Regions from separate parts of the Homo sapiens genome. Here region 1 is linked to region 2. A link is a contact called in ENCODE Hi-C data. All regions are on one chromosome and are shown on one strand. The core of a region is the stretch at or near the end of the contact, and the rest is flanking DNA. Distances in the headings are between cores, read along the strand shown. Region 1 overlaps LOC101928438 (a long non-coding RNA gene). Region 2 overlaps COL15A1 (collagen type XV alpha 1 chain).

Region 1 (7,811 bases), core at 756-3,255, 700 kb after region 2:
CTCCACTTCTAGTTAGCTACTTTTCTGAGAAAACTGGAGCCATTTGAAGTGTTTTTCTTTGTACTTCCTTTCTCTTCCCCTCTGAATTCCTTCACACTGTATATTGTATTTTGCCTTTCAATCTTTGGCTCCAGGATGAAATGAATGTCTCTCCTTCTGGCAAGGTCATGTCCTTCACCTTTACTCTTGATCATGAACCCTCCCAAATCCTTACTTCCTTGCTCCTTCCATTCTTTTTCTTGAATCTTTGATTCCTCCAGACCAGTGATCTCTTCTTCTGCCTCCTCATGTAGATGAAGTCTTTAAAAATAAACAAACAAACCAAACCTTCTCTGGACTCTGCCCCCTCCCACAAGTTTCCTCCTCTTATCATCCCTTCAAAACCCAAACTATTAGAAGAGTGGTCTACCTTTGCTTTCTACATTTCTTCACTTGCTCTTACTCACAAATTCCCTCTAGGATCACAAATGACCTCCTACACACCAGACCAACTTCATTCTCTCAAGCTTCCTATGACATTTAAAACTATTGATGGCCTTATGCCTCCTGAAACCCTCCATTCCTATGGTTTTTCTTTTGACCCTGTACTATCCTGCTTCTCCTGTGAATGTCCTGGCCATGCCTCCTCTGATTATTCTTGACTCTCCTGCCCTGTGACACAAGCTCTTCACTATGGTTTTAGCCTTAGTCCTCCTCTCTGCATCCCCTCTGTCTATCCATTCATAATCCACTTCTTTGGGACTCTGTTGACACCTGAATCTCCTGTCCAAAAGTTCTCTCCCAAGCTCCACGCGTACATCTCTACCTGAAAGATAACTTCACCCATAACACTAGAGTTTCCTCAAAGGCACAAACCTTATTTTACTCATTTTTGTACTTCAACCTCTCACCTCCGCCATCCAGAGCCTAAAACAAGGTTTAGGAACTCAATAAACATTATTTAAGCAGAACAAAACAGTACTTCCCTACCAGCACATGAAACTCAACCAACATGAAATTAACAGCGGTCTGGTCCTTCTGACTTTCCTATTTCTCTTAATAGGACTTTCCTATTTCTCTTACCAACTTCTAATCCCCAGAATTTAAAATCTGAGCTTCAACTTTGACTTGTTCTTTTCCCAGTCCCTTGTATCTAATAAATTATCATATGTTGTTGATCCTGCCTTTGTTATATGTTTTACATCTATCCACTCATTTACCTTCCTTCTATCATATCCTCAAAGCTTTAATTACCTCCCACATATTTTCTTGTAATAGCTTCCAGAATCAGTTCCTCCGTCTCTCCTACATACTACTACCAGATTAATCTTCATGTAATATACTTCTCATATATTACTCCACACCTCAAAAATTCTTAATATTTATCCCTTGCCTAGCAATTACAAATGTCTTTCCTTAGCATCCAAAGTTCTTCATAATATGGCCCCCAAAATGCCTACATGCTTGGAAGGACTAGAGATCTACTCAAGTTACCTCAAAAAAAAATTTTTTTTTTTTTGAGATGGAGTCTTGCTCTGATGCCCAGGCTAGAGTACAGCAGCACAATTTTGGCTCACAGCAACCTCTGCCTCCTGGATTAAGCGATTCTCTTGCCTCAGCCTCCTGAGTAGCCGGGACTACAGGCGCGCACCACCACGCCTGGCTAAGTTTTGTATTTTTAGTGGAGATGGGGTTTCGCCATGTTGGCCAGGCTGGTCTTGAACTCCTGACCTCAGGTGATCTACCTGCCTCAGACTCCCAAAGTGCTGGGATTACAGGCATGAACCACACCATGCCTGGAATTTTCTTTTTTAAGAGACATAGTCTTGCCATGTTGCCCAGGCTAGTCTTGGACTCTTGTACTCAAGTGATCCTCCTGCCTCAGCCTCCCCAGTAGCTGGAACTACAGGCATGCACCACCACACCCAGGTAAGAAAATGTTTTAAAGCACACTCATTGTTCAATTGATAACTGTCAGAAAACAAGAAAGCTCTAAAACTCAACCACTCTCTCTTTCTATCCGTGTTGCTGCTTCTCCTTTCAGTTTCCCTTCTATTACTCTGCTTCCTCTGTTTATGCAGTTTCCATTCTCTGATAGTTTCGGCTAACACAGCACAATGTGGTCACTCCCAATACCTTTTAAACCTTGATAACTCTCAACACTTCCTTGTAGTTTCTGCCCCCACTAATTGGTTCAGTCTCTTAATTTACCAATTCCAAATGGCCCGTCTTTTCATGCTAGACCATAGAAATGTCACAGAACAGCCTATGGATGATGGGTACTTGGATCAGAAGCCCGCTCTATTCCAATCAGCTGTGATCCAATCACATGGGGAATGGGCAGGATAACAGGTTTAGAGAATAGACTCATTGGAAGCAGGGCCCTGAGCAGAAGAGATTCTTTGAGAAGGAGGTGGGGAAGAGCAAGCAATGTTCAACACCTCCAGGGCATTACATTTTCCTGCCTACCTATTCTCCTACAAGCACACCACACTCCTTTCAAAGTGGAATTGCTATCTCCCAAACCCATTCCACAATTCATTATCCCATGCCTTTGCTCACACTGTTCTCTCTGCTTTGAATAATCTCTAACCCTGTCTTATCATCTCAAAATGTACTAGCCAAAGGATGTGAGTGGATATAGAAGTAATTCAGAGAACAGTCAATGTACAACAAGAAAAGAAAGCTATAAAAAATTAATTGAGCACAAAGAAACAAAACTAAAAATAATGTGGGATATTGCCAATTAAATTAGCAAAAATAAATTTAGAATGATTAATGTACATTACGAGAGTTTTATTTCTTCCTATAAAATATAGCTAAGGGTAAATGCATTTAACTCATGTCAAAATTCCACAAAAATGTCCGAATATAAATAAAAAGAAGATGACCACATCTAATATCAAGAACCTTGAAAATAATAGCACCATATCAAGTAGTATTGAGAATACAGTATGGCTGATGATATTGCAAAATAGTAGAACACTTTTAGAAAGCAATTTACCAACATAATTCATTTTGGAAAGTACAGAAAAAATTAAACAGGAAAACAAAATTCCTTTCCAATTTGATCATCTAGAGAAAATCACTTTTAACATTTTGGTACACAGCATTCCATAGTCTCATATTATATATATTTTTTATTCTTTTTCTTTTTTTAAATAAAATTTGCATCAAACTAGGTATACTGTTAATTCTGAGTATCATGAACCTTTGCCTATGTCATTAACAGTCTTAAAAAAACGTTGTTTTTAATGGTTGCGTCGTAATTTATTACATGAATAGGTGAAGACAGATTTTTAACAAAAAACTCCTAATGCTAGACTTCAGATTTTGTCTTCTTTTTCATTATTACTGAAATACTGTAATGACCATCCCTGTATGTAAATCTTTTATGCACACCTCTGATTATTCTCTTAAAATAAATTCTCAGAGTACAAATATTTAAAAGAATTTTTAAAAAGTACTTCTAAATGTCAATTTAACCAAAACTGTGACCTGACAGTAGAATAAGAAGGGCAGGAAGGAGGAATAGATAGTCTAAGAAAACTAAAGCCCCACTATCCATAGTGGAAAGTCATTGGTGCATAAAATGAAGGAGTTTTAAAGTTAATATAAGTCTGTTGTTTAGAAATAAGGAGGTGAAAAACTTAATAAAGTGGAACAGTGAACAGGAATCAGGTGTGGGAAAATATGCCACAGGACACTGCTGTATTCATCATAAGTCTTATTTGTTTTGACTTTTTAAACTATGCATTTATGTTGGTTTGATAAAGATACAAATCAAATTAAAAATAAAAACCAGCAGTACCATTCAGATGTGAAATATAGCAGATATACAAGTTAGTTTAAGTGTCCACAATTCTCATAATTACAGAGGAATATATATAAATACATATATATATGCTACAAAGACCTTAAATTGATAATTTTGTGAATTTTTACAAAGAATCCTCTGTAAACCAAGCATGTGCTGTGACAGATACAAATAAATACTCTATTTTTTATGCTTTCCAGAGATAAAACAATTATTATCAACAGTAGAAATAATCTCTCCACATGGCTCAGCTAAGTAATATTTAAAAATTACCTATGCAGAAAACCATCAAGTTTCCTCTTAAAAATTTATAAAAATAGAGGCAAGTTAACATACCAGCTATTCAAGGTAAAGTTTAAGAAAGTAGTGAATTTTTCTTTAGAAAAACTCTTTCATTTTTTCGCCTACTAGAGAACATGCTATAGGCAGTCCTCACCAAAATAAAAAATTGGAAAAATAACAGGAAAACTAGCATAGTGGGAATAAATGAAGATTTAGAGACCTTAATTCCCAGGAAACTTTGTCATAGATCTTGCCATTTGTACTTGATAAATGTTTATTTCTTCTTAGTTCACTTTATTCCTGTCCCAGGAAAAGAGAAGTTCTATCACACCTCAGAATATTAGTACCTGCAGAAAAAAATCCTCATAGTGGCCCCAGACCCAAATTATTCCCCACAACGTGGAGGGCACCTGTATAGTAAATAATAAATCAGGTGAGTCTCCACTACCCAAAATTGTTGTTTTTGTCTCCTTCACCAAGTAGTACACAAAATGGAGCTTTTAGAGCCAGACTCCTGTCTCTTGTTCCTTCCTCATAGTCTTTTTCTGTCCTTTTCCTCCTCACCACTCCACATTTTTCCCTTAATATTTTCCACTTCTTTCTTTCCCCAAACCTCATTTCTGGGTTTTCCCTCTTTCTCTCCTACGACCTCACCCCCACTCCATCCACATCAAAGAACTGAGGTGAGGAAGGAGAACGTTTCTTGCTCTTCCTCTATTTCCCTACATGAAAAATAACTGTAAATTTTACCTCTGGGTAATAGAAGTCTGCAATGAAGGCATCTAACAAAAAACCAGCTGACCTTGTAAGTATATCTCAGACTAAACTATGTGTAAGTTTATTGGAACTTCATGAACACTTTTATTTTTGCCTTTGAGTAACTACCATTTGGGTACATTTATTTTTATTTTCAATGGTAAACTAAATGTATAATTGTGTTTTCTATTTCTACATTTATTATACCCCCTTTAAAATGTTTTGTCTAATGACTATTATGCTACTTTAGCATCCACTCACATAATGCTTCCTTCGCCAGCCTTTACCAAAATCTCTCTCTCTCTACCAAATAATGGGTATTTGGAAGAGAAAGGTGAATGTTCCTTATTCTCATCCAGGTCTCTGTACTGACCAACATGGGTCTCCGTGCCAAGAAGTAAACAACATTATGTTCAGTCCTTGGGAGCAGCTACATCCAAATATTATATGGAGAAAAGTTCAAGTTCTCGTATAACATGAAACTTTGAACTCTGAAAAATGTGATTTAGAATCCCAACAAATCTGACTTTTGGAATGAACATTCCATCTTCCAGTCATAATGGAGATATTACAAGAAGAACCTGGAAGAGGAGGATAAGATTATTCTATTTGACGAATACCTCAACTAAGAAATGGGAGAGGATGCCAGAAATAGTTGGCTAAAAAGTAATATGGCAAGTATTTAGATTGTACAAGCAAGCCTTTACAGAAAATCTAAATTTCGAAAAATTATATTCAAAATTATGCTTGAAGTATAATAAATCCCAAAATATCACCTTAAAACAGTCATATAAATTAGGATGGCGCCCACGGGTCTAGGACTAAGGCAGAACCCATAGCCAATATTTGTCGGTGAAGAGACAAACTGCTGAATAGAGTTAGTACATAAATTTAGGATTACAAAGTTCTACCTTCTACCAGAACAACTAGGTCAAACTGTTCCCACTAACAGATTTTCCATTCCTCTTTTGCAGTATCATGGGCTAACCAATTCATAATCGATTTTTTAAAACTTTAACAGGCCCACTATATGTTAATCATTGGGTTAGGGAACTTATGAACAAAATATCAAAATTCTAAGTAAAGACAAAATTAGTATTGCCTTAGGCTCCAATATGGCTTGGCAAGGTACTATTACTGATTCTATCTTTATTTAAAATGTCAACATTTTGTTTATCGTACATCTTTGCATTGATTTTTTAAATATTGCATTAAAATGTTATTTAACCTTGATTACTGAGTTTTTCCGTTTCCCTTTAAATTTTACACTCTAGGTTTGACAGTTAAGTTTATGTGTCAACTCAACTGGGCCGTGGGGTGCCCAGATACCTGGTTAAATGTTATTTCTGGGTGTATGGGAGAGGGTGTTTCTGGAAGAGATGAGCATTTAAATTGGTAGACTGAGTAAAGCAAATTGTCCTTCCTAATGTGGATGGGCCTCATCCAATCCATTGAAGGCCTGAATAAAACAAACGGCCAGGTAAAGGAGAATTCTCTCTCTCTCTCTCTCTGTCTGAGTGCCTTCAAGCCGGGGCACTGGTCTCCTGCCTTCAGACTCAAGCTTGGACTGAAACCTACACCATGGGCACTCCTGCTTCTCAAGCCTTCAGACTTGGACTGGAACTGTCTACCATCGGCTCTCCTGGGTCCCCAGCTTGCTGACTGCAGATCTTGGGACTCATCAACCTCCATAATTGCATGAGTCAAGTCCTATAAATAGTAAGTAAATAAATAAATAAATAAATCCTGTTAGTTCTATTTTCTGGAGAACCCTAACCACTATACTAGACAAGTGGCCCACTCTCCTCTTACTTGTCTCAAATTGATTTCTTTAGGTCACATGTTCCAGATGCAGCTAAGAGATGGCGGAGTTTCCATTGCCCTGGGTCCTTGATGTACCAAGTCCCCCTGCTAACTCATGACGGACAGGTGGCATGAGAGAGAAAAAAAACTTTTGTTTAATCCTACTGGGATTTGGGGGTGAATTTATTATTACCAAAATTGTAATAGTGGTTATTGTTGGATAGTATAATTGTGGGAAAAAATTCTTCTGAAAAGGGCAGGTTTTGATCAAACCTTGCTCAGAGTTTACAATCTACAACAGGGGTTGGAAAAGTTCTTCTGAAAAAGGCCAGATAGTAAATATTTTAGGCTTCGTAGGCCTTGTGGTCTCCATTGCAGCTCTTTAAATATGCTATCGTAGTACTAAAATACCATAGACAATACTGAAATGAAAGAGTGTGATGTATTTCAATAAAACTTTGTTATAAAAATAGGCTGTTGCCAGGGCACGGTGGCTCACACCTGTAATCCGAGCACTTTGGGAGGCCAAGGCGGGCGGATCACCTGAGGTCAGGAGTTCGAGACCAGCCTGGCCAACATGGTGAAACTCTTTCCCTACTAAAAATACGAAAATTAGCCAGGCACGGTGGCACACGCCTGTAGTCCCAGCTACTTGAGAGGCTGAGGCAAGAGAATCTCTTGAACCCAGGAGGCGGAGGTTGCAGTGAGCCTAGATCGCACCACTGCGCTCCAGCCTGGGCTATAGGTTGATGGAAACTCCACCATCTCGTAGCTCCATCTGGAACATTTGACCTAAAGAAGTCACTTTGAGAGGTAAGGCAACAGCTTAAGAGTCTCACAGTGGCTCTTCTATGCTTAGCCCAGAAATGACACACATCACTTTCACCACAGTCCATTGTCTAGAACTAGTTACATAATTACAGGCAACTGTAATGGGGAGGAGGTTAGAAAATCTCAAGGAGATAAAATGCGACATTTGTGAGCACCACTCTTTGTCACACTAAAAATCACACTAATATACAATTTTATTCCTCTCTTTGCCCTTAAAATTGTATTATATATATCATAGGCTTTTCCCCACGCCATTACATCTCTTCATAAACATACATATAAAAGCCTCCACTCCTAAATCATCACTTTAGGCTTTTCCTAAGTATTTTATGTGCATTTTCTT
Region 2 (7,799 bases), core at 4,057-6,556:
AGAGCCCTCCTGTTCCCTTACAACCCCATGCTACACAGGCCTAGATGAGATGAGTCTGGAAGATTGACATGGTGCTGAGTCTCTGTCTTCATTTGTGGCACTGACCAAGCCAGGGTTAGCCGCAGCCTCTGCTGCACTCACGGGATGCGCTGCTGGAACCTCAGTGAGAGCACATATTTCATCTTGCCTTGCGTTACTGTGAGCTCTGTCTGTCTCCCAGTAGACTGAGCTTTTCAAGGTTGAGAATGTGTCTGAAGCATCTACCTCTGCCCTCTTTATGATTTTACACTTGCTGATCTCTCAGGAGGGCTTTGTTTGAGTGGACTTTGCTAAATGAGCTTAGTTTGAAAACCTGTCTCAGAAAGGTTTTATATAGAAAGAAGGTGATTTTCCATTTTTTTTTAACATGTATGTGTTTGGTGGCAGGTGTTAAAGGAGAGAAAGGATCCTGGGGTCTTCCTGGCTCAAAGGGAGAAAAAGGCGACCAGGGAGCCCAGGGACCACCAGGTATTCCAGCTCTTGTTCTCAATCTTGCCTTTGATTTTTTGCTCCTGAGAACAAATGCGACTGAGAAATGTGACCTAGCCAGAGGGTAAGACTAATGACATTCCACCCTGACCACAGGCTCCACTGGTTTCTAGTGAAAACCAAGCATGGGCCTGGCATGTCCAATAGGGAACATTGTCAAGAGAGACCAGAAAATCCAATCATTCATCTTTTATATGCAAAACAATGTCCAAAGAAGGCCAGGGACCTACCTGGGATCCCACAGTGTCTGGGTTGATGGGCCCACAGTAGCTAGCACCTGTTTCTGCTTCCAAGCAGACTCTGTTAGCCAACCCAGTGCAGGCTCACATCCACTAAGATGTAACTGTGGTTGCCAACTTAGAGACTTTTATTTTAAAATTTCTGAAATTACAATCGTGAATTTTACGAAGCATTTCTTTTTCAGGTCCTCCACTTGATCTAGCTTACCTGAGACACTTTCTGAACAACTTGAAGGTGAGTATTTCTCTACCAATATTTGGCCTGTGTTTTTCAGGTTTTGGTTTATGTCAGAGACTGAGTTCATCCCACTCTTACTGAAATATTCCTGTGTTCTCTGCTTCCAGGGGGAGAATGGAGACAAGGGGTTCAAAGGTGAAAAAGGAGAAAAAGGAGACATTAATGGCAGCTTCCTTATGTCTGGGCCTCCAGGCCTGCCCGGAAATCCAGGCCCGGCTGTGAGTAGAGACCCCTCCAAGTCATCTACCCCAAAGACTTACAGCTTTCCCGGAAGCCCCCAATGGGACTAGGCAGTTAGGGCTAGTCATTGTACTATAAGCTGGAGGCAGAGCTTGGGGATTAGCCAGCTCTTTCCCCATCCTTGTTGATTGATGGGCAGGTTGGCTGAGGTCCCTGGAGAGAAGGTAGCTGGTCAAGGCCACATGAAGGTAGGTAACTTCCAGGCCATTAGTCACACTGCCTTATTCATGACATTGGTGGAAAATTCACTCCACACAAAGAATGATTAATGGTGAATGCATCAGATAACAGAAGCAGAATGGAAGGTAAGGAGATATTTTTAGAGGAGCTGTTTGATTCTTCTGAAATTTTATCAAAGGAGCTCCTAGATAGGTGTGGTTTTCCTAGGATGAGAGATTTTTCCAGGTGAAAGGAGAGAAAGTCAAGCTGTGCCCCCAACAAGAATATGACTAGATCATTGACCTTTGGTCCCAGAGCTCACTGTGAGGGTAGAACCAGCAAAGCCAGAGATCAGAGTTCTGCCTCTAGCTCTGCATCTAATTTGCTTCATGATCTTGGGCAAGTCCTTTCACTTCTCTGGGCTTCAGTGTCTCCATCTGTGAAATGCAAAGGCTAGACTAGATGATCTCCAAGGTCCCTTCTGCCTCCAGGAGTCTCTGGGGTTCTCTGTAGAATCATTCAACATAATGACTGGGCTGCCATCTTGGAGGCCTTACCCCACCTTGAATTGTGCCCAAGATTGAGGATAGTAATAACAATAGCTGGTGTTTATTGATTTCTTTTAAATATTCTCATAAAAGGACTAGATGGGACTTCGAGTGATGAATGATGCTTTCTCTCTGTTATTGTGTGCTTGCCTTGACAGGGCCAAAAAGGGGAGACAGTCGTTGGGCCCCAAGGACCCCCAGGTGCTCCTGGTCTGCCTGGGCCACCTGGCTTTGGAAGACCTGGTGATCCTGGGCCACCGGGGCCCCCGGGGCCACCAGGACCTCCAGCTATCCTGGGAGCAGGTTAGTGCCGTAAACAGTGCCCTTGTTCATGCTGTCCCTACCATTGTGTTCAAGGTCACAGCATCTGGGTGGCTTGTCACAGCTGCACTGCCTAACAGAGGGCTTTCCTGGATACCGCCTTCTTTCTTTTTTTTTTAATTGAGATACAATTTGCACATCATAAAATTCACCCACCTAAAGTGTCTAATCCAGTAGTTTTTAATATATTCATGAAGTTATGCAGTCATCACCACTGTCTAATTCTAGACCATTTTCATCACACCAAAAAGAAATTTCATACCAATTAGCAGTTGTTCTCTTTTCTCTCTTTCCCTCTCCTCCACCAGATCTGGGCAACCATGAATCTACTTCTGTCTCCAGATTTGCCTATTCTGGACATTTCATATAAATGGAATCATATAATATATGGCCCTTTGAGTCTGGCTTCTTTCACTTAACACAGTGTTTTCAAGGTTCACCCATGTTGCAGCACGGAGTTCATTCCTTACTGTGGCCAAATAATATTGCATTGTATAGGATATACATTTTGTTTATTCATTAATCTGTTCATGGACATTTGGGTTGTTTCTACTTTTTGGCTATTATGAATAATGCTACTATGAACTTTCGTGTACAAGTTTTTATGTGAACATGTTTTCCGTTCTCTTCAGTATATACGTAGGAGAAATTGCTGGGTCATATGGTAACTCTATGTTTAACTTTTTGAGGAACTGCCAGACTGTTTTCCGAAGGAGTCACAACATTTCTCATTCCCATCAGCAGTGGCAGTGTATGAGGGGGTTCCAATTTCTCCTCCCATATTATGGTATCCTCATTGTATCTTTTTGATTATAGCCATCCTACTTGGTATGAAGTGATATCTCACTGTGGTTTTGGTTTGCATTTCCCTAATGACTAATGATGTTGAGCATCTTTTCACATGTGAGTGGAAACTTCCTGGCTGCTTTGTCAATGCCTTAGGGGCGTGAGAACCTGTCTTAATGACCAGCAGTGACTGGAACTCTGTATATAAAAATCTATTCATCCTTTAGAGCCTCACCTCCTCATATGCAAAACTGGCAAAATTAAAGAAAATCTCTATGTAATGAGCATGTATCAGATGCCAGGCATTTTGCTAATCACTTTGCTATGGTATTTTATTGAAACCTCACAACAACACTTTAAAAAAAGCATTAACATCCCCATTGTACAGGTAAGGAAAGTGAGGCCCAGAGACATTTAGGAACCTTTCCAAGGTCACACAGCTAATAAGTGACACCAACAGGATTCAGACCCAGAGCAGTGTAGCTCCAAAGCCTGTGTTATTTCTACTATGTCCATTGGAGGAGACAATAATAGCAGCAATAATAGCATGAAGGCATACTTTTTTGTTGTTTGGCTTGGCAGGAGCCAGGTATGGTGGAAGCATACCTGGAAAGAGACCTACAGAGTCCTTGGCATAAGGAGAGCTTTACACAGGAGGTGACTTTGGGGCTGGGGCTTTGACTTAGCCTTGGATCTTTTGGCTGCAAGTGATAGAAACGTAACTCAAAGTAGCTCAAGCAAAGGGGAAATGTACTGGGTGTGAAGGAGGGAGTGAACAGTCAACTTGTGGGAGAGGTAGATAAACAGCTGGACCTCAGGAACAGCCAGAGCCAGGGACTCAACCCCTGCAAGGATTCTCTGGCCATCTCTTGTCTCGGCTTCTCTCTGCATGCAGTTTCACGCTTCCTCACCACAAACCACATCCTCTGCACAGCGGGAAATATGGTTACTGACAACTTACAGCTTCCACTGTCAGCTAGAAATCTTGAACTTCTTTTACTATTTTAGTTTGAAAAGTCCTGGGATGGGGAAGTCCTAGAGAAGGGTCCTGATGGGCCTGACTTGGGTGAGGTACCCAATCTTGGACAAATCACCTATGACCAGGAGGTCGGATCACATGAGAACATGGTAGCTCTTTCTGGAACCAAATGGTTGTAGAGGTGAAGGGAAGGTCCCAAGAGAAGGAGATGAGGACACTGGTCCTACAAAGGAAGAAGGTGCCGAGTGTATGGAACCACAGGTGCCCACACAGCCATGAGGGAGGAGTAGGACTACAGGAGGTGGAGGCATATTACAGGGTGAGTGCAAGGTGGAGAAAAACTGTTGTCCACAGCAACACTACATTAGGGCTGCCGGGATGCCTTGCTGCATTGAGCAAGGATTGCTTCTCACATAATGTATAGCAATTCAGTTTACAAAACACTTTCATGGCCATTATCCCATGTAGTCTTCACAGCAACCCTGGGAGGAAGATAAAACAGATATTATTATAAAATTCATCTCACGGATGAAGACACTGAAGCTCACAGAGGTGAAGAGACTTACTTGAGGTCACAAATTCTATTAGGAGGCATGGCTGGGATCCAAATCCGAGTCCACTGGCCCTCTATCCACTAGACATTTGCCACCTGTGTGTGGGTGTTCAAGTCCTATGTTGGAACTGAACATTTGCTTGCAACGACCTGAAGGACTGTATAATTTTACTGGGGCTTGTAAAAACACCCTTAATTCTGCCAAGAGCTTGGCAGATTTGGAGGAGTTGTCGGGGGTAGGGTGAGCAGAGGATGAGAGAGGTAGAAGAACAGCCAAAGGAATAGTTGTAATTATACTACTTTATGTTTGCCTAAAGTAAGGGCTTTTCAGTTGAGGAATCATAGACTCCTAGAGAGTTCAAGGATATACCTCCAGGATTTGTCATCCCAGTAATATTTTTTTATAGAATTATGTGTGCATTTCTCTGGGAAAGAGGGCACTAACCTTGATCTGATTTTTAAGGGCACTGTGACTCTTCAAAAGCTAAGAGCTCCTGGCCGGATGAATGCTGTACATGTACAATTTTCAAAGCACTCAGTTCTCACCGCAGCCCAGGGAAGAAGAAATGCCTATTTTACATTTTGCAGATGAGGAAACAGCTTTGGAGAGCTTGCTGTTTCCTCGAGATCACACAGCTAGGAATGGACAAACTTAAGGACTTGAGTCCATGTCTCTGGCCCCAAGGCCAGGGCTACTGTCACTGCACCACCCTGGTCTCCTCCCACTCCCTAGAGCCTTCTCTTCCTCTTTCTGAGCCTGCTTCCTCTGTTCAGTGTCACATGCTTGTCTCTTGGGTGAAATAAGTTATATGAGTCAGGACATTTTTGAATGCAAGTGACAAAATATTCAACTTAAGCTGGCTTTTATAAAACAACCACAAAAGGAATTGATTCACTTATGAAACGGAAAAGCACTAGCCATGGCTTCATCCAGGGTAACAATCAAGAATCCCAGCTCTTCCCTGAACCAGTCAATGTGGCCTAAGTCACACGCTGGGGGCACAGCACCCAAGATACAGGTGGAAGTTGGGATGCTTTGTGGCGCTGTGAATGGGGTTGAACACACTTCTCTCCGGGAGTCAGCTGATACCTCAGACATTTTTCAGAGTGTGGTTTTTGTGTAACTTCTCTTTTCTGTTTTGTCTTAGCTGTGGCCCTTCCAGGTCCCCCTGGCCCTCCAGGACAGCCAGGGCTTCCCGGATCCAGAAACCTGGTCAGTATTATCATCAGTGTGTAGTCATCATTCCATTTGGGATAGATATACTTAAAACTCTGCCTACGATCTCCTGTGTCTGACATCCCTTGGGGATCAGGCCTTCATGATAGTAGGCTTGGTGCAATTCCATAAATAGTAGAAGGGATTTGTTATCTATTTGGATGACTTATTAAGTAAAAAGACGTGAAAAAACAAAATCATGTATATGTAAGTTCCACCATTCGAATCCTTAATTGACTAAGTTATAACAAGAACCAATCATATTACTTATATATTTTTATATATATATATATATATATATTTTTTTTTTGCTGGATGAGGGGTGGACGGGGTCTCACTCTGTCACCCAAACTGGAGTACAGTGGTGAGATCACGGCTCACTGCAGCCTCAACCTCCCTGAGCTCAGGTAATCCTCTCATCTCAGCCTCCAGAGTAGCTGGGACTACAGATGCACACTACCACACCTGGCTAATTTTTTTTTTTTTTTTTTTGTAGAGACAGGGTTTTTGTTACATTGCCCAGGCTGGCCTTGAACTCATGGGCCACCAAGGTGATTCTCCCACCTTGGCCTCCCAAAGTGCTGGGAGTACAGACACGAGCCACCACGCCTGGCCACCAATAATAGTATTTCAAAAAGCATAAACCTGCTCGGGTGCGGTGGCTCACTCCTGTAATCCCAGCACTTTGAGAGGCTGAAGCAGGAGAATCACTTGAGTCTAGGAGTTCAAGACTAGCCTGGGCAACATAGTGAGATCCTGCCTCTACAGAAAAATGTAAAAATTAACTGGGTGTGGTGGTGCATATCTGTAGTCCCAGCTACTTGAGAAGCTAAGGATCACTTGAGCCTGGGAAGTCGAGGCTCCAGTGAACCATGACTGTGCCACTGCACTCCAGCCTGGGTGAAAAAGCAATACCCCATCTCTAGAAAAAAAAGAAAAAACAAAACAACAAAAGCCCAAGAGCATAAACAATGTTACAACAGGTCCTTGTGCTGGTCAGATTTACTTGGATAATTCAGTCTTCTCCATTCTGCCAAAGAACATCTCTGGCACATTCGTTACCCTGCAGTTCGTTGGAACAAGACATAGCACTCCAAGATTACTGTAATGCACAGAAAAATGGACAAATACTTCACAAGGATGTCAGGAGTCCAAAAATGCTCTTTGATCTTTGCTGGATGTTAGTTGCAAAATTTGGCTGCCAAAAGAAAGAACTGTCCTACATATGATGGAATTCTGATATTTGGTTCCCTTGGGGATATCTAAGTCATTTTGATGCACAAAGCCATTATCTTCAAGGCTAGGTGAAAATTAATATTTTATAATCTTTCTCAGTTACAATGAAAAATAAAAACTCTCTTGGCCGTTATTTCTTTGAGATTTGATGCTATTCAATAGATTTTTGTAGCTTCTGTATGTGCTTCTAGATATGCCAAATGGCTGTCTAATCTTTGGCACTTTTCTAGGCAGAGAAATTACAGACCTCCATTTTCTATCATGCATTTAATGTAACTACCAAGCTAGACAAAAAAGATTTAAGACCTTAAGTATAGTTGCTCACTTGCTTGCCTTTCTTATTCCAAATGAAAAATTTGAAACTCTTCAAGGACCAGCATGAAGTAACACCATTTAACCATGTTAGTGCCACCAAGTAGCTTAAAAAAATAGAAGTGGTAAAACTTACCAGTGCTTTTGCTAATACCCAAACCAAAACAAAGATAACTCCATTGACAATTTGTAAATGTCTTTATACTCACATAATATTGTCATTTTTGTTTTAATTCATTTATTATAAGTTAGATTTGTGTTTCAAAGTATACATGTTTTTGTTTTATCAAGAAGAATGCCCTTTAGTTACTAATGAAGGTATATACCTCTATCTGGCACATTAACAAGCCTCTTTATTGAGTATCTGGGGACGGCTCCTAGTTGACTTTACAGAGAGGCCAGGTTATCAGATGGTGCCATTCCTCTAATGATAATGGCAGTGTT

Evidence for each region. A loop is a pair of places that touch in the nucleus more often than their neighbours do. Pooled maps may share reads with other maps.
Region 1: a map with no recorded cell type shows a loop between it and region 2 (10-fold over the local background). The contact joins two enhancer-like sites. A Hi-C loop is called at or near these places in 3 of 37 single-sample maps with no recorded cell type and 3 of 50 pooled maps.

The regions. Positions count from the first base shown.
Region 1 is chr9:99,760,631-99,768,441 of GRCh38, forward strand. All of the region lies in intron 2 of LOC101928438 (a long non-coding RNA gene), which reads right to left. Among named protein-coding and RNA genes, the nearest start is that of NR4A3, 57 kb to the right of the region's middle. RefSeq lists an enhancer at 1,949-1,998. Within about 2 kb of position 2,006, at least 2 of the 41 ENCODE cell types and tissues checked have a DNase peak (open chromatin) inside an H3K27ac peak, as active enhancers do.
Region 2 is chr9:99,054,150-99,061,948 of GRCh38, forward strand. COL15A1 (collagen type XV alpha 1 chain) reads left to right here. Exons shown (of 42, transcript NM_001855.5): 32 at 427-507; 33 at 953-1,002; 34 at 1,113-1,223; 35 at 2,111-2,255; 36 at 5,740-5,804. Among named protein-coding and RNA genes, the nearest start is that of TGFBR1, 47 kb to the right of the region's middle. Within about 2 kb of position 5,307, at least 18 of the 41 ENCODE cell types and tissues checked have a DNase peak (open chromatin) inside an H3K27ac peak, as active enhancers do.